3 separate regions of the Homo sapiens genome follow, and regions 1 and 2 are each linked to region 3. The links are chromatin loops, found by intact Hi-C in ENCODE. Cell type or tissue: PC-3. All regions are shown on one strand.

What was found. A loop is a pair of places that touch in the nucleus more often than their neighbours do. Peaks named below come from ENCODE experiments on the same cell type or tissue, not always from the same donor. Only the 100,000 strongest peaks of a DNase experiment are listed, where the experiment ranks them.
Region 1: a loop joins it to region 3, with 4 times the contacts of the local background. A loop is called at or near these places in 44 of 110 quality-filtered maps.
Region 2: it touches region 3 in a loop (26-fold over the local background); 31 of 110 quality-filtered maps call a loop at or near these places.

Annotation. Positions count from the first base shown.
Region 1 is chr22:35,735,193-35,743,192 of GRCh38, reverse strand. It overlaps RBFOX2 (RNA binding fox-1 homolog 2), which reads left to right. Exons shown (of 14, transcript NM_001349999.2): 14 at 1-4,457. Among named protein-coding and RNA genes, the nearest start is that of APOL5, 21 kb to the right of the region's middle. In PC-3, a CTCF peak has its summit at 3,350; a DNase peak (open chromatin) is centred at 762; H3K27ac peaks cover 1,337 bases.
Region 2 is chr22:36,062,528-36,070,527 of GRCh38, reverse strand. No RefSeq gene overlaps it. Among named protein-coding and RNA genes, the nearest start is that of RBFOX2, 38 kb to the right of the region's middle. In PC-3, CTCF peaks have their summits at 4,126 and 4,336; a DNase peak (open chromatin) is centred at 4,557; H3K4me3 peaks cover 1,424 bases.
Region 3 is chr22:35,624,120-35,632,119 of GRCh38, reverse strand. It overlaps LOC284912 (a long non-coding RNA gene), which reads left to right. Exons shown (of 4, transcript XR_001755514.1): 3 at 627-706; 4 at 4,461-4,544. Among named protein-coding and RNA genes, the nearest start is that of MB, 11 kb to the right of the region's middle. In PC-3, CTCF peaks have their summits at 320 and 4,774 (motif pointing left); DNase peaks (open chromatin) are centred at 1,599, 1,989, 4,349 and 4,739; H3K4me3 peaks cover 1,509 bases; H3K27ac peaks cover 4,642 bases.

The DNA of each region.
Region 1 (8,000 bases), 110 kb before region 3:
AAAGGAATATTAGAAGATCTGGTATTTCTTACTTTTTTCTTGCCTCAGAAAGTACAAAGTTTAAAAAATAGAATAAAGAATCTGCTGGGGAAAGATAGAGTACCAGGTCCTAGGTCAGTAGTCCCTGGAAGTTTTGGTGATGAGGACATGGAAGGGCAGGCAGAGGCACTTTGTACTTGCTCCAAAGCCATAGGAATTTTCATCTTCCAGAGCCTTTATGAGTCACTTCTCTATCCACAGTCTTGAGCCTGTGGCTATCCCGCTGAGCTTCTCACTGTCCTCCAAAAACACCCCGCTGAGCACCCGGACCACTTTGTACACATTAACACTACAGGACATAAAATGCAGAGGCCCTGAGATTGCTGCCCTCCCATATTGGAAGGAGGGTCTGCGATGGCAAGGGTCTTCTATATCACCAGAAAGAGTCGCGCAGTGAGTCACTGCCGTTGCCATCTGGCTGTAATTTTCTATGTTATCAAGGTAGGAGGGAGTGTTTCTCTTCTAGCTGTTAGATAGAACTGATAAAAGCAAGTGTCCTACAGCATTTCCCAAATGAAGGCATTAGGAAATAGAAAAGCACGGTCTTTTTGGCTCCCTGGTCTAGTCACATTGGTACTAGGGTGACCTTTCACCCAAGGGACAGCTGCTAAAGGGAGTAATTCAGAGACATGGAGCTTCTGGTTATGGGTTTGTTTTGGGTTTGTTTTTAACTCCTGCCTCCACACATGTTCTTGACTGATAACTGACTCATGTCCCTGAATTAAAATGACTGACCTATGACAGCATCAAGCATTCTTTGTAAGCAGAGTGATATATCTGAGAGGGCGTTGACCTGTTGTGTAGAATACATATCCTTTCCCCCTTCAGAATCCTGTCTCGCCTCGTAACTGGGAGAGAGGCTGTGCCTGAAACTAGGGGCGATGTCAAGGAAGCTAGAGGCCTCGATGCAATTATTACTGACTCTGGGGAGGAAGACAGAGAATAAGGGGACACCAACTGCCCAGTCCACTGGCCATTTTTAAGGGTCCCCCCACCCCAAGCCAAAGTTTGGTTTGTTGCTGTTAAGACAATTTTTGTTGTATGTATATAAATATTTTAGTTAGAGGAGCGGGGAATGGGATGCGGGCTTTCACAGTTCTAGGGAATGGGGGCAGGGAGGATTTTGCTTTTGCTTTTGCTTTGAGGGAGAACTTTAGCTGACTAAAAAAACAGAAGTTTGGGGTCATGATCACAAAGGGGCCATTCCCAAAAGATGGCAAGCCACGTATTCAGTGGAGACTAGGCCAAATTCTAAATGGTTTTATCCATAGCAGGGGAGAATAGGAGAATGAGTTTAAGAGTTTTTCTCTTCTTTTTTCCTAGAAAGAGGTAAGGATAATGGGAAAGGTAGAGAAGGCGGCTCCCACAGACCTTTTAAGAGAGGCAGAATCTTGAGCTTGAGGCACCTTGAGTGCATCTCAGTTCAGCTGGTTCTGGCTGAGGCCTCCAAAGGCAAGCTCTGTGCTTTCCAGTGGTTTCTGCTGCATTTCCAGGGATGGTGTTTAACACCGCTTCCTCCAGCTCCCTTTTCTAAGAAAGAATAAATGGAGTTCTGCTTTTTATGAAAGGGTCTTTGGTTTTCAGTGTCAACACTGAGAATTGGGGCTCTTGCAAGCATCTGGATTTCACAGTATCAACCTCCCCGTCACCTTTTGAACTTTGAGACTCCGTACGGTCAACTTCACCAGAGGCAGGTTGCTCGAAGCAGCACTGCTTGTCTGTTCCTGACTCTGGTTCTCACTGTATTAAAAAAGAGAGTCAGAGGAGTCTGGCATTTCGTGAGTTTGTTAGAGGATGCTGGCTGATAATTCCAGAAAACTTACTGATGCTAAATCACAGTACATGCATGATTCTTTTTCAGCTTTACTATAGTTCATGACCTGGACTTTCTGTACTCTTGGAAGCTGGGCTCCTTAAAGGAGGCCTCTAGTGAACACCTTTATCTCCATGTCCCTCTTAGAGCCCAGAGAGCTGCCCATAGGCATTTTCCAGAATTCCTCATGTCACCTAGTTCAATTTCCATTAACTCAGATCAGCCATTGTGATTCACCATTTGTCAGGCTCTCAGGTTTAACAAAACCTACTATCACCATCATCCTTCAACAGCCACAGTCTGAATTGAGCCAACATTTTTTTTTCTTTGAGAAAGAAGTGGACTGGGGCACAACTTTTAGTCTGAGGGGAGCTAGTGGAAATCTAGACAATAGAAGTCATCGATAGCAGCTTTTCCTCAAATGTGTGACTCCTCAGGGGCTAAACTGCTCTTAGCTTAGAATTATGCTTTACTAGAGATCTAGCAGATAAGTGGGTTAATCACTACCATCCTGTAACTAGTTATATAGCTTCCAGACATGAGGGAGACATCAAACAGGGATGGAAGCAACCCCAAGGATATGCAAGAAGGGCATGATGAACCCCCTTCCCTCTGGCAGGAGAACAAGGCCAACCAAGGGACAGACTGGAAAGCACTTAGATGTTTAAGGAGGAGAAAGGGGAAGCTTTGACCAGTCCTTGCCTTTTGCCAAGTTCAGCCAGTTCTCCGCTGCTTGCAACCTCTAGCGCAGTAACATTTGCAGAATTGCAGATTTTCCCCCAGATACTAGGAGGAAAGGGACTTTGGGGGGTGGGGAAGGGGTCGTGGTGTTTTAAAAGCATAAGTTACCTGTTTGCACTGTTTTAAGATAGGAAAAAAAAATAGTGGGCAAGGTGAACATCAGACGTAAATTTGTGTGTTTTTATTTTGTCATGCTCTTGAAAATGTTTGACCATTTGTAGTATACACAGTGAAACTTGATTCTCTGTTGCATAAAACACTATATTTTTTTGGAAATGTTACTGTCCAAAAGCCTCTTCCCTCCCTTTCCTTTTCCTATGTACTTCCTTCATACTTGCTTTACTGATCAGCCAGGCAATAGCCATCCAAGAGCTAGAGCATGAAACAGGGCCCTTTCCAAGTAGGCTCTGGGTGTCCTAAGCCAGCGTGTGCCCTCTGGTTTAGTGAGTGTAATAGAGTCCCTGGCACCTTTCTTTGCAAATGAGGCTAACAGACCAGACTGCAGCAAGTTATCAGATTCCTCAATCAGATGCACTAGGAGTGAGGAGCCCAGGGATGGAGGGGGTTCCTGAAGTATTGCAGTTGGCTGTAGTAGCTGAGTTCTTTTCCATGTTACCGAAACTGTAGCCAGTTACAGTTTACTCAGGAAAACGGTAGATCAATTCAGCCATGGTAGTGCTGGTTGGCAGGGATTGGTAACGGAGAGAACTGCTCATCAGCCAAAACTCAAGCCTTGCCTTTTAGGAGGCCACCAGCAGAGGGACTTGGTCCTCCTTGTCTGGTACTTGTGTACATGCCGGTGACCTGAGGACTCCACTCACACTGGCGAGCAAAAAGGGAGCAGTGATTCTCTTTTCTCTCCCCACCCCCTGCCCTTTGTTACCAACACCAGTTTCCCAGGGGGTACATGAGTTTCTGAATTTTTAAAAAATGTTTTTGGTTTGGTTTTTCTGGGGACTGATAAGTGCTTTAAGCAATGTCCATACCCCGTCAAGACTCCCAGCTTAGTCATTTTCTTGTATTTTTCTGTTCACAGTATTTGTGTGTGTGCTTGTTTTGGCAGCTCATTTTGGCTGTATTATATATTGAGTGATGAATTGATCCTCTTTTTTCCCTAAGGGATATGAATTGTTTTTCTTGTGTTATATTCTGCTTGTGAATAGCTGGAGCAAACCTGGGGCTGACACGCGTAAGCTAGGGCTGCAAAGCGAGAAGAGAGCCGGTGGAGTGTACTTGTCCCTGACAGGCTGACCTACCTGAGTCTCTGAGCTTTTCAGTCCAAATCTTTGCAAGGCTCAAAATGCCACAGAACCTCTCCTCTTCTCCCCACTCCCCATGGCAGGGACCGGACCATCCCTACATGCAACATGCTGTTCCTCCAGCCCCTCCCATTGCCATGGCAAAACAGGTACCTTTGGGGCATGGGGGCATTACATGGGATGCTTGTGTAATCGACCACCTAGCCTTCTCTCTCCCCTCCCGTCCTCCCCCAGAATCACTTCCTAGGACACCCGAGCTGCTTGCCCAGGGTCCTGTTTCCCTGCTAACTCCAGAGAAGCATCCCAGGGCTTTGTGACAGTCTCTAATTCCCTTCCCTTCTCGTTAAGAATCATATTGTATAGTAGCTTTCAGACCATACAGTATTCATTGGGTTACTCCTATTATTATCAAGTAGCTGGAATTGTGAAGGTCGGAGTAGTTAGATCTTTAGCTTTTATTCCTTATTTTTTTGTATTACTCTCCATGTGTATAAATTATTGATCATGTTGCTGGCTTTTATAAACTCTAAGCGAAGGAGGAGCACTGCCTCAGCCTTTGCACATGGTAATGAAGCACTGTTTTTAAATAAAAGAGAGAAACACCATTCTTTGGGCTGTGTGTATTAATCCTCGTTCCCTGTTGCCTCTGCCTGAGGCTCCAAAGATACCACTTGGATTTGACTTTTTAAGCGGGGGGCGGGGGGGACAAGAAGGAAAAGTGCCAGGCGTTCTAAGGTGAGACGTTCTAAATGGTGATGAGAAGCCAGAAGGTAAGCGTGTGTCAGCTGCTCTCAGCTTCCCCAGCTGTGAACTCCAGTCTGTCCAAAAGCTGCTTCTGAAATCTTTCAGCTTCACTTCTTCACCGTCCACCCTCCCCTAGATTCAACTGCTGCCTTTACTGTACCACAGACACTGTCCTTGCCAGGGGCTGTGGCCCCACTTGACCTTATCAAAGTGTTATTTCCCTGCCTTGCCTCCTCTGTCCCTGCTGCCCCTGGCTCTCCGGCTGCCACCCAGGCTCCTTCACTTTTTGTTCAGCCATAGAAAATATGTCCTGCCTAGCCCTTTCCTCCCTGTTTCTTTTCTTTTTTTCCCCTTGAGACAGGGTCTCACTGTGTCGCCCAGGCTGGAGTGCAGTGGTGTGATCAAGGCTCACTGTAGCCTCAAACTCCTGGGCTCAAGTGATCCTCCCACCTCAGCCTCCCGAGAAGCTGGAACTACAGGTGCACGCCACCACACCCGGCAACATTTTTTGTAGAGATGGGGCTACACTGTGTTGCCCAGGCTGGTCTCGAACTCCTGGCCTCAAGTGATCCTCCCACCTCAGCCTCCCAAAGTGCTGGCATTACAGGCATGAGCCAGCACACCTGGCCTCTTTTCTTTCTTACCTGTGCTGAAACCCATCCCTTGCTGCATTTGTTTCGTTTCTCAGCCAATAATTCCCAAATCTCTGAAATTCTCCATAATCCATAAATCTCTAACTCCCTTCACTTCACCATATGAGATCATCATGCTTCCTATTTCACAGAATATGGAGGTTGTCAGACATAGTCTCCCTGAATGAAGTTTCCCTACCAGATCTACAAGCCTACTTGAATTCCACACAGGGTGTCTTTCCCCTTCTCTCTCGTTCTATTAGAGGCATTCTTCACATCACCGTGAACCCCACACCTGTGCTCTGCATCCCAGCCTTTCCCACCTGCTCGGTGCTTTGCTTCAGTTTCCTCCCTTGCCTGGTTTGCCTCTTCCTCTCAATAGTCCCTTTGGCACTTAAGCGTGCTTAGATCTTAAGTTAAAAAAAAAATTGGAAAATCTCAAGTTATTCCTTGTACTCTTTTTTTTTTTTTTTTTTTTTTTTTTTTTTGAGACAGGGTCTCACTCTGTTGCCCAGGCTGCAGTGCAGTGGTGCTATCTCGACTCACTGCAACCTCTGCCTCCCAGGTTCAAGCAATTCTCTTTCGTCAGCCTCGTGAGTAGCCGGGATTATAGGAATGCACCACCAAGCCTGGCTAATTTTTGTATTTTTGGTAGAGACGGAGTTTCACCATGTTGGTCAGGCTGGTCTCAAACTCTTGACCTCAAAGATTCACCCGCCTCGGCCTCCCAAAGTGCTAGAATTATAGGTGTGAGCCACCACACCTGGCCCTAAGTTGTTTCTTTTGTGGCAAACTTCTGGAATAAGTTTCTACCGGCTGACTCCAATTACTTGATCTTCACCCTGTGGCTGCCTGCCTTCTACCTCCAGTACCTGGAAGCAGCCCCTGAGGATGACAGTGAACGGATGCTCCTCTGTTCACCTGCTTGACTGCTGAGTGTTCCCAAGGCTGCTTCCCTTGTGTGTTGGACTGTGACAGGCCAAAGTGAGCGAGTACCTCACCACCACCACCCACTCCAAGCTGGCACGTCCTTGCCCGGCCTCGTCTTATCTCCTAAACTGGTCTCCTTGCCTCCACCTTTTCTCCGACAGCTCTCCATCGCCGAAGTTTGTTCTCTCGACAGCCTGTTCAATCGGATTGTGACGTGCTTTTGTGCAAACTTCTTTGGCTTCCCATCCCGTAGCCAGTTCCAAGTCCTTATTTTGGTCTACAAGGCCCTGTACAATGTGCTCCCCTGGTAGTTTATTTGGTGTCTGTCTTTCTGTACTAAAATGCAGGCACCTGGAGGTCAAAGACTTTGTTCTGTTGGCTGCTGTATCTCCATTTGCCTGGTGCATTGTAAGCATTCAGTACCTATTTGTTGAATTACTGCTTTCCATTTTGGATGTAAATGATGCACTTTTCAGCCCTGCCTTCCTCCACATTGCCACCCCTAGTAACAACAGTGGACATGAGTGTGGAGCGCTGTTGGTGGCACTTGCCCATTTTCACTCCTTTCATCTTCCCAGCAGCTCTGTGAGGCGGGTGCCCCCTGAGGCACTTCTGTCTGCAGCTCCTGCTCCTGCCTTCCTGCTGGGTTTGACAAGCATGCAAAACCTGGATTGCCCCTTCCCCAGGCCATTTCTGGGGGTTGTGTTTGCAGCAAGAAAACTTGTATCCCCTCAGGACAAACAGCAAGCTTGCTTACTACCTGTTATAAAAGAGGTGGATCCCCTAAGCTCAGTGCTCCTCAGCTGCAGCGCAAACCTACTACCTGCGCCACATCTATCCAGGCCTGTGGGACTCGGGGGCTCATGGAACTGTTCCATATGCTGGTGCTCATGCTGCCTGCTGCACTGTGAGTAATAAAGTCCTTTGCCTCTCACCGAGTCGTGTGTCTTCCACCAATATCCGTGAAACAATAACAGGCTAATGCATCAGCTTCTAAGGAAGGAGAAATCAAAGCCTATACCTGACAGTATTGTTATTCCTCTGTTAAAAGATGAAGCTGGACGCATAGAGAGATTAACTAACTTTCTCAAAGTCACATAAGTAGGAAGTTGCAGAACCAGGATCCAAACCCAGGCAGTTGCTCCCAAGTGTATGCCTTTAACCTCTGACTGCTAGTGTTTCTAAGTGCTGCTCTTGTGGAAACCCCACAGAAATCAGAGCCAGCACTGCACTCCTGTCTCTGGCTGCCTCTCTGCCTCTTGTAGGCTCCTCTTCCTCCAGCTCTCTTTTAAATCTTGTTATTCCTCTAGGGCTCAGTTGTAGGCCAACTTCTTCCCATACTCCACTGAAAAGATCACTGTTGAGACCCATTTCTGCCTGTAAGCTAATGACTCTTAAATCCAAACTGGAGTTCATAAAGCTTTCCTAGAGTCTAGACTCACGTCCAGCTGCAGCCCCACAGGCTTCTAAAATTCAATATGCTTGAAATAAACCCTTTTTCTACTCAAAACCTATGTTCCTGTCTAGTCCATTTGAGCTGATAACAAAATACCATAAACTGAGTAATTTTTAAATAACAGAAGCTGGCCAGACGCAGTGGCTCACGCCTGTAATCCCAGCACTTTGGGAGGTGAGGTGGGGGTGGATCTCCTGAGGTCAGGAGTTCAAGACCAGCCTGGCCAACATAGTGAAACCCTGTTTCTACTAAAAATACAAAAATTAGCTGGGCATGGTGGAATGCTTTCTGAGCCTGGATCCGCGGGTCTCGCACAGTTTCACACAGGTGGAATGCTTTCTGAGCCTGGATCCGCGGGTCTCGCACAGTTTCACACAGGTGGAATG
Region 2 (8,000 bases), 440 kb before region 3:
TTCTTTTTTTTTTTTTTTTTTTTTTCTGAGACAGAGTCTCGCTCTGTCGCCCAGGCTGAAGTGCAGTGGCACGATGTCGGCTCACTGCAACCTCCACCTCACGGATTCACGCCATTTTCCCACCTCAGCCTCCCGAGTAACTGGGACTACAGGCGCCCGCCACCACACCCAGCTAAATTTTTTTGTATTTTTAGTAGAGACGGGGTTTCACCATGTTAGCCAGGATGGTCTCGATCTCCTGACCTAGTGATCCACCCACCTCGGCCTCCGAAAGTGCTGGGATTACAGGTGTGAGTCACCACGCTCAGCCGCCATTACATTCTTATACAATTGTCTCCAAAGCCAGGAAGAAAAGGAGTAGTCAGAACAACAAGAAAAGTTAACTTTCCTCACTCTAGCTTTCTTGCTCCCTCCCTCACTCTTACTCTCTCTCCCACTGTTTTGTGTGTGTGTGTGTGTGTGTGTGTGTGTGTGTGTGTGTGTGTGTGTTTTGAGGCGGAGTCTCACTCTGTTGCCCAGGCTGGAGTGCAGTGGCATGATCAGCACACTGCAATCTCCGCCTCCTGGGTTCAAGTGATTCACGTGCCTCAGCCTCCCAAATAGCTGGGATTACAGGCCCACACCACCACACCCAGCTAATTTTTGTATTTTTAGTAGAGACAAGGTTTCATCATGTGGCCAGGCTGGTCTCGAACTCCTGACCTCAGGTGATCCACCTGCCTTGGCCTCCCAAAGTGTTGGGATTACAGGTGTGAACCACTGCGCCCAGCTTCCCGCTCTTTCCATCTACCTCACCCTCTCTCTCTATTCTGGCCAGGAGAGAAAATCTTTCTCAGAAGACTCTCCTTATATGTCATTGACCAGAACACGGTCACATGGTCACCTGTAACTGTAAAGGGAACCTGGGAAACCGAGCATCTGGCATTTTCCGCCTCTATGGTAGTCAGTAAACCTTGCTAGCCAGGAAGAAGGAGGGGAGTGGCTGGTGGCTAGGACCGTGGGAGTCCAGTGGGGCAGCAGCAGTGACATGGCCCTGAGGCAGTGACACAGGCAGCATCGTCGGTCTGGAGGAGAAACACGGACACAGCGTCTGGGAGCCTCCTAGTGAGTTCTGGACTGACCAAAGGACATGGGACAAATGCCAGGAGAAAGAAGAAGTCTGTTTTTGGTAGCTAAGGAGCACATGTGAGGGTCTCTGGGAGCAATAAAGGTAAATGGTGGGTCTGAGAGGGAAATTTTCAATAATTTTGCTAGAGACCAGTATAGCACAGTCATTAAAGCTGGATAGCACAGCTTTGGAAGCAGACAGCCCAGGTCTTAAATTCTGACACCCACTGACCAGCCGTGGAACACTGGGGCAATCATTTCACCTTTCCAGGCCTCAGTTCCTCTTTTGTAAATGAGCTAATAGCCATCCCTCCTTCACGAGGCTACTGTGAGGATTAAGTTACTTAATACAAGTAAAGCACAATACCTGCCATCTGCTATTCTCTTACTGTAAGGACTATAGTCATCCTGGTGGATGTGAAGTGAGTCCCGTGTGGTTCTGATTTGCCTTTTCCTTGATGACTAATTATGTCGAGCATCTTTTGTGCTTGAAAGTATTGTTTGCTTATTGGCCATTTGTTTATCTTCTTTGGATATTCAAGTCCTTTGCCTATTTTATTTTATTTTTTATTTTGAGACAGAGTCTCACTCTTGTCGCCCAGGCTGGAGTGCAATGGCGAGATCTCAGCTCACTGCAACCTCCATCTCCTGGGTTCAAGCGATTCTCCTGCCTCAGCCTCCCAAGTAGCTGGGATTACAGACTCTCACCACCACGTCCGGCTCAATTTTGTACTTTTAGTAGAGACGGAGTTTCGCCATGTTGGCCAGGCTGGTCTCAAACTCCTGACCTCAGGTGATCCACCCGCCTCGGCCTCCCTAAGTGCTGGGATTATAGGTGTGAGCCACTGTGCCTGGCCTACCTTTGCCCATTTTTAAATTGATCTGTTTTCTACTTGTTGTTGCAATAAGAGCTCTTTATATATTCTGGATACAAGGCCCTAATCAGATATATTATCTGATTATTTGCAAATGTTTTGTAGCAACGATTGTGCTATTACTATGGTTTGGTCAGTGTTATTGTGGCTCTGTCCTTCTGGTCCACGCAGAAGTAGATGTAGGCTGTTAAAATGAGGTATGAATCTTAGCACATAAACTTGATAGTGCAAAAACTGTGACTTTCTTCTTTTTTTTTTCTTTTCCTTGAGACGGAGTCTTGTTCTGTCACCCAGGCTGAAGTGCAATGGGGTGATCTCGGCTCACTGCCACCTCTGCCTAATGGGTTCAAACAATTCTCCTGCCTCAGCCTCCCGAGTAGCTGGGATTACAGGCACCCACCAGAACTAATTTTTGTATTTTTAGTAAAGATGAGTTTTCACCATGTTGGCCAGGCCGGTCTCGAACTCCCGACCTCAGGTGATCCACCCGCCTCGGCCTCCCAAAGTGCTGGGATTACAGGCGTGAGCCACTGCACCCAGCCCTCTTCATTTTTCAATATCTGAACTAAATTTCTTTATTGATTCTCCATTGCTGTTGATGATGGAAATGTAATCTCAGTCAATTTGGGATTTTCCTACCCTCCTCAGGGTTGCAGATGGCCGTTGAGGGACTCAGATTGAGCCAAGTCCTAGGAGAGGTATCATAAACGCCCCCCGGGCATCTGCCTGCTCTTGGGTCATTGCATCAGTCAGGGGTCAACTAGAGAAATTAAAGACACAGAACAAATAGGAGATATATGATATATGTATGATTTTATATTCTCTCTCCCTCTCTCTCCATATATACATGTATTTGGGGAGGGGGGTGGGGTGAGGGTGTAGGTGTGATTATTGCAAGGAATTGGTTTATACACACAGGGCTGGCTAGGCAAGTCCGAAATTTGTAGGGCTGGTTGTTAGGAAGGCTGGAACTCTTCAGCACAAGCTGAAATTGCTATTGGCTGGCAGAATTTCTTCCTCTTCAAGGGCACCTCAGTTCTACCCATAAAGTCTTTCAGACTCACCCAGATTATCTGGGATAATCTCCCTTACTTGAAGTAAACTAATTATAGACAAATCACATCTACAAAATGCCTTCAAGCAACATCTAGATTAGTGTTTGAGGCTAGGCATGGTGGCAGATCACTTGAGCCCAAGGGTCAGAGGCCAGCCTGGGCAACAAGGCAAAACCCTGTCTCTACAAAAAAAAAAACATTAGCCAGGATTTTTTCATTTAATTATTATTTTTTAAACTAAAAGAAAAAATAGATTAGTGTTTGATCAAATAACAGGAGACCATAGTTTAGCCAAGCTGACACATAAAACTGACAAACTGACACAAAACAGACCTTGGTCAATTTGAAATCTCTGATGTGCCCCACTCCACACCCCCACCTCCTGGGCCAGCCGCCTCCTCACCGCCCAGCACAGTGCGGGGGTGGGTGGGGAGGAGCACAGGGACCACCACCGGGTGGCCTGCCTTTCTTTTTTTTATTCTTTTTTTTTTTTTTGAGACAGAGTCTTGTTCTGCCACCCAGGCTGAAGTGCAGTGGGGTGATCTCGGCTCACTGCCACCTCTGCCTCCTGGGTTCAAGCGATTCTTTTGCCTCAGCCTCGAGTAGCTGGGATTACAGGTGCCCACCCCGACTAATTTTTGTATTTTTAGTAGAGATAGGGTTTCACCATGTTGGCCAGGCTGGTCTCGAACTCCTGACCCCAGGTAACCCGCCCGCCTCGGCCTCCCTAAGTACTGGGATTAAAGGCGTGAGCCACCGCTCCAGACCGCGTGGCCTGCGTTTCTATCCCATTCTGCTATCCCTAGCCGGGAGACATCGCCAAGTTACCTAACCGCCTTTTGCCTCAGTTTCCTTACTGTGCAACGGGGATAATCATAGTCTCCACTTCCTATGGTTGTTGTGAGGAGCAAATCGGCAGGAACAGGGAAAAAGTGCTTAGAACAGTGGCTGGCAGGGCTCAGTCAATATTCTCTCATCCTGCTTCCGCTCCACTCCGGGTGTAAGGGTCTTCCGGGGTCATCGAGATCTCAGCTCTCAGATGTCCACATGTAAGGGAGATCTTACAGGGAGATCTTTCCCTGCCCCCAGCGCATAGCTAGACAAGCGGGGTGGCCTGGAGAAGAGACCGCGCAGCACGTGGGCTGCGGACCCCGAAATCGCCCTGGCCGTGCGCGCGCGCCCTCTAGAGGACGTCAGGGGAACCTCCCGTGAAGGAGAAACTACGATTGTTGGGGACCCTGGCAACTTTGCTGGGGAACAGAGAGTCACATAAAGAGAAGGCGTTTTCTTGTCCCTCTCACTTCAAAAGATACCTTTAATAGGCACGTCCTGGGCTCCCACAGCTCTCAACCGAGAGGGAGGCGCGCCATGGCCTATTGACACCCGGGGGACGGCGCCAGCAGGGGCGGCCTCCAGGGGGCGCCACGGAGCTGCTGCTCCGGCCTCTCGAGAGCAGTGGGCGGCGGGACTCAGGCCCGTGCCCGCGCCACTGGGCGTTCTTGGAAAACGCTGATTTCCTGCCATGAAATGGGCGGAGACCTCGAGAGTTTGCAATCCGGGGTATTGCTAGCTGCCAGCCGGAGGGACATCAGTCACGTGACCGCGTTCTGCCTGCAGGACCCGCTGTGAGCTCCTCCGAGCCAGGCTTCTACCTCCGCCTCCCTCGCTTGATTCCCGGACGAGTATGTCTTTAGATTTGGTCGTGCCTGTCTCCTCCCTTCTCCCTGATGCCCCAGAGGGAGCTTTAATTAGCCTCAGTGCTGCCTGACTGGAAAGCAGTCCGATGGTGAAAATCCCCTGCTGTCAAATTATCTGGGATCCCAGCCTGGCCTGTCTGGTGATGTGGCATGTTATATGTCGCAGTGGTTGACGCTGGCCACAGCAGGCTGGAGGGAAAGGAGAGGATCAGGACAAAAAGTGACACCTCGTGAGGGTTTGTGAATTCTTGCCCCTTTACTAACGTCCCAGCCAGGGTTTCTGGACCAAACTGGTGCTCTCAGACTCTGAAATCCTGCCTCAGAGGTGAAGAGGCACCCCCTGTCCCCTGCCCCTACAGGCCTCTCCGTGGGTTCATTGGAACTTCACGCACGTAGGGCCCCAAAAGCTCCCCGCAAGCTGGAAGAGAAGCAGGCGAGGGTCAGGGAAGGAGCTTGAGTTTTGGAAAAAAGCAGACCTGAGACAGGGACTCGAATCTTGTTCCTGCTAATAACTGGACCCTGGATAAATTCTTAAGTTCTATAAGCCTCAGATTCCTCATCTGTAAGATAAGCATCATAATTCCTACTTCTCAGGATTAAAGAAAATATATGGGAAGTGCCTAGCACAGAACCTAGCATGTAGTGAATAGCTAATAAATATGTGTTGAAGAAATGAATTAGCTAACTAATTAAGTCAATAATCAATGAATATTCTAAGTAGTAGAATCTCAAGCTCACAGACCCATAGAACTGGAAGCATCTTAGAGATCACGGTCCAACCCCTTTATACTAGATGTTTAGAGTACTTCCAGATCCAAGTATCATGGCAGAGTGTTTAAGAATGTGGACTAGGCCAGGTATGGTGGCTCACACCTGTAATCCCAGCACTTTGGGAGGCCAGGGTGGGTGGATCACCTGAGGAGTTCGAGACCAGCCTGGCTAACATGGCAAAACCCCGTCTCTACTAATAATACAAAATCAGCCAGATGTGGTGGCACACGCCCGTAATCCCAGCTACTCGGGAGGCTGAGGCAGGAGAATCGCTTGAACCTGGGAGACTGAGGTTGTAGTGAGCCAAGATCAAGCCATTGCACTCCAGCCTGGGCGACAAGAGCGAAACTCCATCTCCAAAAAAAAAAAAAAGAGAGAGAATGTGGACTATAGGGCCAAGCTGCTTTGGTGCAAACTCTTGCTCTGATGCTAACTAGTGTGTGATCTTGGGCAAGTTATGTAATCTCTCTTTACCTCAATTTCCTCTTCTGTAAAATGGGGATAATGGCATCTGCGTCCTAGGTTGCTAGAAAGAGAAAGAATAAGAGAATACCTTAAAAAACACCTAAGGCAGTACATGTTAACTATTGTATCAGGTGCCATCAGGGATTATGTCAGGCTCCCATCGTCTTGTCCAAAGATTAGTGGTATTCAACTTTTTTCAAACAAAAACGTATGTAAATGTCAAATTATTCATCCATTGGTTCAAAATAAATGTTGAGTATCTGCTCTGGGCTAGGGCTCATTCTAGGTATTGAGGAATACAAACTAAGCGTCTCTATTCTTATAGAGCTTACATGCTACTGGAGGGGAACATAAAATATACAAACAAATGAAAATAAATCTGTAACACATCAGGTTGTGATGAGGGCTAACCAGAAGAGTAAAGCAGGATAAAGAGAGATGCAAATAGGAAATGTGTACATGGGTTCAGGGAAGCCCTCTCTGATAAAGAGACGGTTGAGCAAAGATCTGAAGCAAGTAGGAGAGTAATCACTGTTGATATCCGGAAGGAAGAGCAATCCAGGCAGGGGGAACAGCCAGTGCAATGGCCCTGAGGTAGGAGAGTGCTTAGCATAATCAAGGACAGCATGACTGGAGGAGAGGGAGCAAGGGAGAGGGTGGTAGATGAGGTCAGAGAGGTAGTCAAGGATGGTGAGAAGTGGTTGGATTATGGGAACATTTTAAAGATGGAGGTGGCCAGGCATGGTGGCTCATGCCTTTAATCCCAGCACTTTGAAAGGCCGAGGTTGGTGGATCCCTTGAGTTCAGAAGTTCGAGAGCAGCCTGGCCAACACGGCAAAACCCCATCTCTAATAAAAACACAAAAATTAGCCGGGTGTGGTGGCACATGCCTGTAGTCCCAGCTACCCAGGAGGCTGACGCAGGAGAATTGCTTGAACCGGGGAGGGAGAGTTGCACTGAGCCGAGATCATGCCATTGCACTCCAGCCTGAGCAACAGAGCGAGACTCCGTCTCAAAAAAGAAAGAAAGAAAGAAAAAAGATGGGGCTAACAGGATTTGCTGCTGGATTTAATGCCTTCATTGTTTTTGGCCTAAGCAACTGGAAGAATGGAGTTGCTATATATGTATTTATTTGTTAGATGAGGAAGACTCTAGGAATAAGTTTAGATTGAGAGAAATCAAGAATCCATTTTGGGACACATTAAGCTTGAAGCCCATTAGAGAGGACAGCCAAGACTATAAGGAATTTAGATGAAAGTGATACTGCTATGGGGAGGAGCAATGGGTGGGTGAGTGTGGGCAGATAGCCAACATGTCCTGTCATTTCTACTTATAGAATGTTCCTTGCAAAAATACTCTCCTCTCCTATTCCCAATCCCATTGCCTTTTTTTTTTTTCTTCTGGAGACAGGATCTTGCTCTATCACCCAGGCTGGAGTACAGTGGCGTGATTTTGGCTCACTGCAGCCTTGACCTCCCAGGCTTAAGCGATCCTCCCAGCTCAGCCTCCCAATTAGCTTGGACTACAGGCGTATGCCACCATGTCAGGCTAACTTTTGTAATTTTTGTAGAGATGAGATTTTGCCATGATGCCCAGCCTGCTCTTGAACTTCTCTGAGCTCAAGCAATCCTCCTTCCTTGTCCTCCCGAAGTGTTGGGATTATAGGCATGAGCCACTGCATCCAGTCCCCTTCCATTCTTATGTCTCACTCCCTGACTGGGGCACCTGCGCGCAACCTGGTTCCACTCTGGCCTTGCTTCCACACTGCCTTTAGAAGGATCTTTCTAGTATAAAATCTCCCCTCTTGTTCAAATCTGACGCTGACTTTTCTTTCGTTGTAGCTCATTTTAGCAATGGTTTTCAAACTTTTTGGTCTCAGGACCCCTTTACAGTTATAAAAGTTAATGAAGAGCCAGGTGCGGTGGCTCAAGCCTGTAATCCCAGCACTTTGGGCGGCTGAGGCAGGTGGATCACTTGAGGTCAGGAGTTTGAGACCAGCCTGACCAACATGGTGAAACCCTGTCTCTACT
Region 3 (8,000 bases):
AGGGAAAATTCTAGAACACAGGGTGCATTCCTCCCAAGGTAACAGCCAAGCCGAAAGTAGAACAGAATCCTAGGCCCTTGGGGAAGGGGTCCTAAGTGTTTGCATCCTCACAAGTAGCCTGCTTTACAGTTTACAAAGCACTTTTCCATCCATTATTCACCTGTCCTGGGTGGAAGGCATTTCCTTTATTCAGCAATTATTACCAAGTACCTCCTAGTTAAGATGGTCATGAGGACTAAATGAGCCACTGCTTATAAAGGACTCAAAGCTACTGGACCCAGACAGGCCAGTGGTATGTGCTTAGGGTGTGGCGCCCCAAGTGGTGGTGGTGAGGCTGGCATTGTCATGAACTTGGCCCTGAACTGAGCAATGGCAACGCAAGATAGATACAGTACCTGCCCTCGCCGGCCTCACAGCTCTTATTCACTCATCATGTAACAGGTAAAATTTTAAATCATTTCAACGCAGATGTTTTAAAAATGTGTTTTCTTTATTATCTATAATTGAGACCAATAGCCCATGTGTATTGAGTGCTTACTCCGTACGAGGTATAGTTTTAAGTATTATAAGTAGTTCAGATTTCACAACACCCTCTGAGGCAGGTTCTAATTACTGCTATTTGACAGATGGAGAAAGGAGGAACGGAGGGATTAAGTAACTTTCTCAAGGTCACACAGCAAGCAGTGAAACCAGGATTCAAATGCAGGTAGTCTAGCTCCGGAATCCACACCCTTGACCACTGTAAGACACTGCCTCTTGTTTTTAAGCTTCTCTCACTGCAGCGTGTCAGGGGGCAACTTAGATGAGCCAACAATGGCATCTTAGTCTTCCTGGTATATACTCAGTATTTCAGTTTCCTCCTTTGGCTACCTCCACACCTACTCCTCTCCAACATGGTGCTGGATAGATGGGAGGAGAGCAAAGGCGGGAAGATGGGCCCTTGGACAGGTGTGCAGATGCTGGGGCGTCCCCAGGTCCCTGCTCTCTGCTCCAGGATGACTGTTTTGTTCTGGGGACCTGGACGCCTGCTGAGGTGTACCTGGTCCACCGGGCCTTCTGTGGTCTTGTGCTGTCAAGTTCATGGCCAGGACCTTTTGCGTCTACGTGCTGAATCTTTGGGCTCAGAGCTCTTTTGTCTCAATTCCCAGTTTTCCAGGGACCACCAGCCACCTCCACAACTCCACCTCCCCTCAGCGGAGCACCCGGGAATGTCAGACCCTGCACGATACCCTCAATCCACGGGGAACCAGCAGGAAAAGCTCAGGCTTCTCTGCTTAGATACACTGTCTCCCTTCTCTCTTTCTTCCCTTAATGATAGGATCCCCAAGTTTTAGCTGTGCCATGGCCACATAGTTAAAGAGGCTTCCCAGCCTCCCTTGCAGCCGGCTTTACCATGTGACCACATTCCAGCCAGTGAGGACTGAGCTGAGTGTGGGCCTTCCCTTAGGAGGGGATGTGCCCTCCCTTCCCAGTCCTCCTTGCTGGCTGGGGCTGGAATGTGGATGTGTGGGTCGGGGCTGAGCAATGCCACAGGAAGAACCAGGGCTGCTTGGTGGAGCAGCCCCACAAGGCTTTTAAGCCTGGGACTGTTCCTTGAGAGAGAAAGACATTTATGTGTACTTGAACTTACCATTATTAGCCTTCAGAAGAGCTCCCCAAACTGTGTCGTATCCAGTTCTGTCCCAGGCCATCTTAGTGCTCGCACATCATGGGGGCAGGGTGGAGTGGGACTCCTTCTCCTCCTCCTCCTCCTCCCCTCCTCCTCCCCTCCTCCTCCTCCCCCCCTCCTCTTCTCCTTCCCCTCCGCCTCCTTCCCTCCTCCCCTGTTCCTCCTTCTCCCCTCTTCCTCCTCCTCCTCCCCTCTTCCTCCTCCTCTCCTCTCCCTCCTCTGCTCCCCCATCTCCAAACTAAGAAGGCCAAAGATCCCCCAGCGAGGCAAATCCCAGCTACCACATAAGCCACACAACTGTCTTTTGGCTTCCCCTGCGGGGTCGTGGTGACTAATTTTAACTGACCCTGATGATTCATCCAGGATGCCTGGGAACCCCCACCCCACCCCACAACCACAGCCACTCCTCAGGGCCTGCTGAGAGCCGCCAACATTCTTCAAGTTCAAAATCATTCCCCATGCCCTCCAAGCCTACATTCCAACTGCCTCCGTGACCCATCCTCTTCACAAAACTTCTGACCCAGCCAAACTGGTCTTCTCTGGGTTTTCTGAACATTCCACGTGCATTCCTGCTTCTCTAACTTTGCTCTTACCACCTTTCATGCCTCTATTGTGCCATCAACCCTCTCCCCAGCCCCTGGAACCTGCCCCAGCGCCTGTGTATTTGATCAGTGGTGATACAGCACTCACTTGAAAAAGTATTGAGCACCTATTATGTGCTGTGTGGAATATTAGGGTGCATTCTTTATATAAATATTTTATTCCCAGCTTCCCTTTCTCATCTTTCCACTAGATTATTATTATTATCTTGGGCCATGACTGGGCAGGCAATGCCGTACAGTCACCAAACCCTGTTTCATTTCCTCCTGGGCACACAGAGAGACCTCATTCCCACAACTCCCTCCAAGTAAGCGGTGCCTGTGGCTGTGATCTGGCTGATGGAATTTGGGCAGAAGCAATGAGCACCACTTTCAGGCATACCCCCTAAAACCCCTTACAAGATCCTCCACCCTTTTTTTTTTTTTTTTTTTGGGAGATGGAGTTTCACTCTTGTTGCCCAGGCTGGAGTACAGCGGCGTGACCTCGGCTCACTGCAACCTCCGCCTCCCGAGTTCAGGTGATTCTCCTGCCTCAGCCTCCCGAGTAGCTGGGATTACAGGCGCCCACCATGATGTCAGGCTTATTTTTGTATTTGTAGTAGAGACAGGATTTCACCATGTTGGCCAGGTTGGTCTCGAACTCCTGGCTTCCAGTGATCCACCCACCTCTGCCTCCCAAAGTGCTGAGATTTCAGGCGTGAGCCACCTTGCCCAGCCCACCCTCATTTCTTTCTCCAGCGGTTTGCCTGCTGGATGCAGAGGGATGGGGGTTTTGGAAGTCCTTGGGGAGGGAGCCTGAGTGCCTGAATCACTGGGTGCAGGAGAGCCCTCTTCTCAGCTTACATTGGACTGGGAGATAAATGAGAACGAAATCTTTTGAGCCATGGCTAAGGACACATCATGAGATTTGGGGGCTGTTTGTTACAGCAGCTAGTATGCTAACACACCAGTGTAGGCAGCCATATTTGTATTTCTGCCCTCACCCAAGCCTGGTACATAAGAAGCCCTTAGTAGTCCTCCTCATCTCCCATGAGGCTTTCTTCTCATCCACCCTTCAAATGCAGGCCTGACCCTGTCGTCCCCTCTAGGAAGTTTTCTTCCCCACCTCCTCTTCTTCTTCCCAATTCTGAAATGCTGCTGACCCCCGCAAGGGTCCTTCTCTTCCTCCCTCACATCCTCCCCAGGTGACGTCTGCTGCCTCCTCTACGCTGGCACTTCCTATAGCTTAGACTGTAACCCTCAGCCCGATGGGGTAAACTGAGGCTTCTCCAAATTGCCAGATAAATTCAGGATGTTTTGTGATGCAACTCTGGAAGGGGAACCCAATCCTGTGTTAGCAGAATAAGGATGGGGCATTGATTCCCAAGAAATGAGTCCAACTCACGCTAATGGGAAGAATAGCAATATCTCCTGAGGACCAAATGGGCTTTTTTTTTTCTTTTTTCTTTCTTTTTTTTTTTTTTTTTTTTTTTTTTGAGACAGAGTCTTGCTTTCTTGCCCAGGCTGGAGTGCAGTGGTGTGATCTTGGCTCACTGCAACCTCCGCCTTCCAGGTTCAAGCAATTCTCCTGCCTCAGCCTCCCAAGTAGCTGAGACTACAGGCACCCGCCACCACACCCGGCTAATTTTTTTTTTTTTTTTTTTTGTATTTTTAGTAGAGATGGGTTTTCACTGTGTTAGCCAGGATGGTTTCAATCTCCTGACCTCGTGATCCACCCGCCTCGGCCTCCCAAAGTGCTGGGATTACAGGCATGAACCACAAATGGGCTTTTAAGGAAGAAATGGCTCTGCTGTGGGTTGTGTTTGATTTGAGAGAGACCAGAGAAAACCTAATTGCAGCCCAGGGTGACCGTGGTTTCATTTTCCCTCTCTGCTTCTCCTGCCCCCTCCCTGGGGGGCCCTCCCTGGAGCAGAGCTGACTCTGACGCCTCCTTCCTGGGGGAGCTGGGGTTTGATTGTTTTTCAAGGGAATGGTGGGAGGTGTTGGGACAGGGATGGGCGGTGCCTGGGGAGAGAGAATGTGTGTGGCTGCAGAATGCTGGGGAGGGAACAAGGAAGGAGAGGACCTGGCCTGGAGACTGCCCAGACGGGCGCCTGAGCTCCCCAGCTTCCCCTAAGGAGTAAGGTCTCCTTTCCCATGTCCTGCCACCCAGAAGTAACCACACCCATGCCCTCTCTACGCCCCTTGTGCAGCCTTCAGGGTAGACCGAGGAGAGCACCTCCCCTTCCTGGTGAAGGGAGCCCGATACACGCTGGTGCCGGCTGGCCAAGAAGGAGGTGGACAAACCTGGCGACCGCTCCCTGGCACCACCTCACCAGAGGACAGCTCACACCTCCACAGGGGTCAGAAGAAAGGAGCTGCCCTGGGGATGGCTGTGTATCCCTACAACTGCCAGGCACATGCCCCTTGAACACCCGATGCTACGTGTCCCAAAGGAAACTGGTCTCCACCCACCCCCGGCCCGTCCTCGTCCTGGGTACCCCACCTTAGTAAATGGCGCCACCATCTGCCCGGTCACTCAGCGAGAAACTCAACTCCTGGCAGCAGATGACGGGCACTCTGGTTAAATGACTCTCTCCAGCCTCCAAGTTCAACCTGCAGGGAAGCCCTGGAAATCCTGTCTCCCTCTGCCCTGCCTCTCCTTCAGCTCCGAACCCCACCCCACTCAGTACATGGCCCCCCAACAGGCTTTCAAATGTCTGCCTTCCCCAAACCAATCTGTGGTTTTAAAAGAAGTAAGGTCAGGTACAGTAGCTCATGCCTGTAATCCCAGCACTTTGGGAGGCCGAGGCAGGCGGATCACCTGAGGTCAGGAGTTTGAGACCAGTCTGGCCAACATGGCGAAACCCCGTCTCTACTAAAAATAAAAATAAAAAATTAGCCTGGGTGTGGCGGTATGTGTCTGTAGTCCCAGCTACTCCGGAGGCTGAGGTAGGAGAATTGCTTGAACCCGGGAGGCAGAGGTTGCAGTGAGCCAAGATCACACCACTGTACTCCAGCCTGGGTGACAGATTGAGACTCCGCCTCAAAAAAAAAAAATCAGGACAGTGGTTGTCTCTGGCAGGTGAGGGGGCCAGGATTGACTGGGGAGGGGCGTGCAGGAACTTTGGGTGATGACAATGTTCTCTAACTTAATACAGTTTGAGCTACACAAGTGAGTGTAGTTGTCAAATCTCAGCAAATGTATATTTAAGACATGTGCAATTAAATGTAAATTTTACATCTTACAGCAAAACAGAAAATGCAAAGAAATTTTGAACTCTTGTTCATGTCATGTATTGTGGAGTTTCTGCAGGGAATCAGATAGATGTCTGCAATTTAAAATGCCACAAAACAAGAAGAATGGATGGGTGCGTAGAGGGAGAGAGAAGCATGATTAAATTCATTTAGTAAAATGCCAGTGGTAGAGTTTAGGTGGTTTTCAGTGTGAGATTCTTCCCACTTTGCTGCATGTATGAAAATTTTTATAATAAAATGTTAGGGAGAAATGCCTCCTGGCTCCAGACGTGTCCCCTCCATTATGTTAATCACATCTGCAATTAGTGTGATGTTTCTAGGACAGCAAATCAGACCATGGCTCTCCCTTGCTCGGAAACCCTTCTGTGGCTCTCCCTGGGGACACGCCCCCACGTCTGTGGCTCCCAAGGCTGTCCATGCCTGGCCTCTGTTTATTTCTGTAATCATCACTCTCCCCTTCACTTTTTCCACCACGGAAACACCAAAATATTTATGCGTCCTGCATAGCATGCTATTTTATGTCTCCTATGATAGAAATCGCTCATTTTCATCTAATATACCTTCCCCACTTCTTTCTAAGTAGTAGAAACTCCAATTTTTATCTGGTGATGTGGCCATGTAGAAATAAAGACTACATATCCCAGCCTCCTCTGCAGTGAGGTACGGCCATTGGATGCGCAGCAAGATAAAGTATTAATTACAACTTCTGGAAAGTGTTCTTTAAGATAGGGGCACAACCTTCTTCACCCCTTTCTCCTTCCTGCTGGTTGGAATGAGGGCACGATGGCTGGAGCTCAAGCAGCCATCTTGGATGAGGAGGTGAAGGCCATATGTGTAACATGACAGAGCACTAAGGTAGATTGAAGCTGGGTCCCCGAGACTGTGGTGTGCCATGTCAGCTCTGAATCCCCTGCCTCTAGACTTCTATATGAAAGAGAAATTAATACTCTCTTGCTGAAGCCATGTTATTTTGAGTTTTCTGTTACCAACAACCAAACCTAGTCCTAACACACCAACTTCTATGTCCTTGAATGTTTTGATCCTTGTACTTGGAATGTCTTTTCCTCACTTTGCTCCTAACAAACTCCCATTGATCCTTCAAAACCTTGCTCGGACATCACCTTCTCAGTTACATGTTAATTCCTTGGTGGAATTAATGTTTCCCTACTCCATGATTTCTCTCTACCTTATATCACAGTGTGCAATTATTGAGCACTTACTATGTATCAGGCACCATGCTGGGTGCTCCCTCTTTTAATCCTTACAATGATATTTAAGATAGGTTATTCTTTTCAAAATCTCCACTTTATAGATAACAAAAGCATAGACCTTGGAAAGTTATGATACTTTTCATGGATCACAAAAGTAGTGCATGGTAGGGCCGAGTCCAGGAGTCTCATTCCAAAGCCTTTAGCCCTATGCTGAATGACCTCGATTATTGCCCTTATCAGAAAGTACTGACAACATTAGGTCACACATCCCTCCCTCCTACCACCTCTCAATGCTCGGAGGCCAGCCGGTGTCACCTTAGTCCCCCCAGAGCCCAGCACGGAGCCTGGCACACACCAGGTGAGCATGAGTGCTGTGGAACGTGACTATCCGTTCTGAGCCCCCAAGTCCTTGTCTTGGTCCTTGTGCTTGGAATATCCCTTCCTCACTTTGCTCCTAACAAGCTCCTATTGATCCTTCAAAACGCTGCTCAGGCATCACCTGAGCCTGGCACATAAAGTTCTTCCCAGTAGGTGTCACCTCCCACAGCCCCACTTGCCCCACACGTCTCTGGCAGGCTTTTGCAGCACTGTTTGGTACCTCTGCTTAGAACACTCTGCAGAACGCTCCCTCATACGTTCACATCCAGGCCAGCCATCACCTCTGAACAAACTCCTATTGATCCCTCAAAGGCCTTCACCTCCCAGGCCTAGGCACTGCCTTCTCACCCTTCCAAAGCCTTTGCTGAAATGTCTGCTGCGTTCCAGATCCCACTGAGGTATCTCCTCCACTGGACTTTGAGTCCCTTGAGAGCAAGGACCATGGATACCTTATATCACCGTGAGCAACTATTGAGCACTTACTGTTGTTAAAAAAGTTTAACCTCTAGCCGCCTCCTTACATATTTTAAGTTGGGCCTAAAAGTTTTTCTGTACATCATGAACTATAACAAGTGGAGGTATAGACAGACTATAGCCTACACTGTGCCAATCACCGCATTTTGGCCAATCAAATGCAGCCAACTGTTCGAACCATGTTCAGATAAACCAGATGCCAACCTGTAACCAATCCAGCTGTTTCTGTACCTCATTTCTGTTTTCTGTATGTCACTTTCCTTTTTCTGTCCATAAATCTTCCACTATTTAGCTGTGGAGTCTCCAGACCTACTCTGGCTCGGGAGGCTGCCCTGCTCGCAAATCATTCACTGCTCTGTTAAACTCCTTTACATTTAATTTGGCTGAAGTTTTTCTTTTATCACTATGTATCCACCACATTCAGTGCTCCCT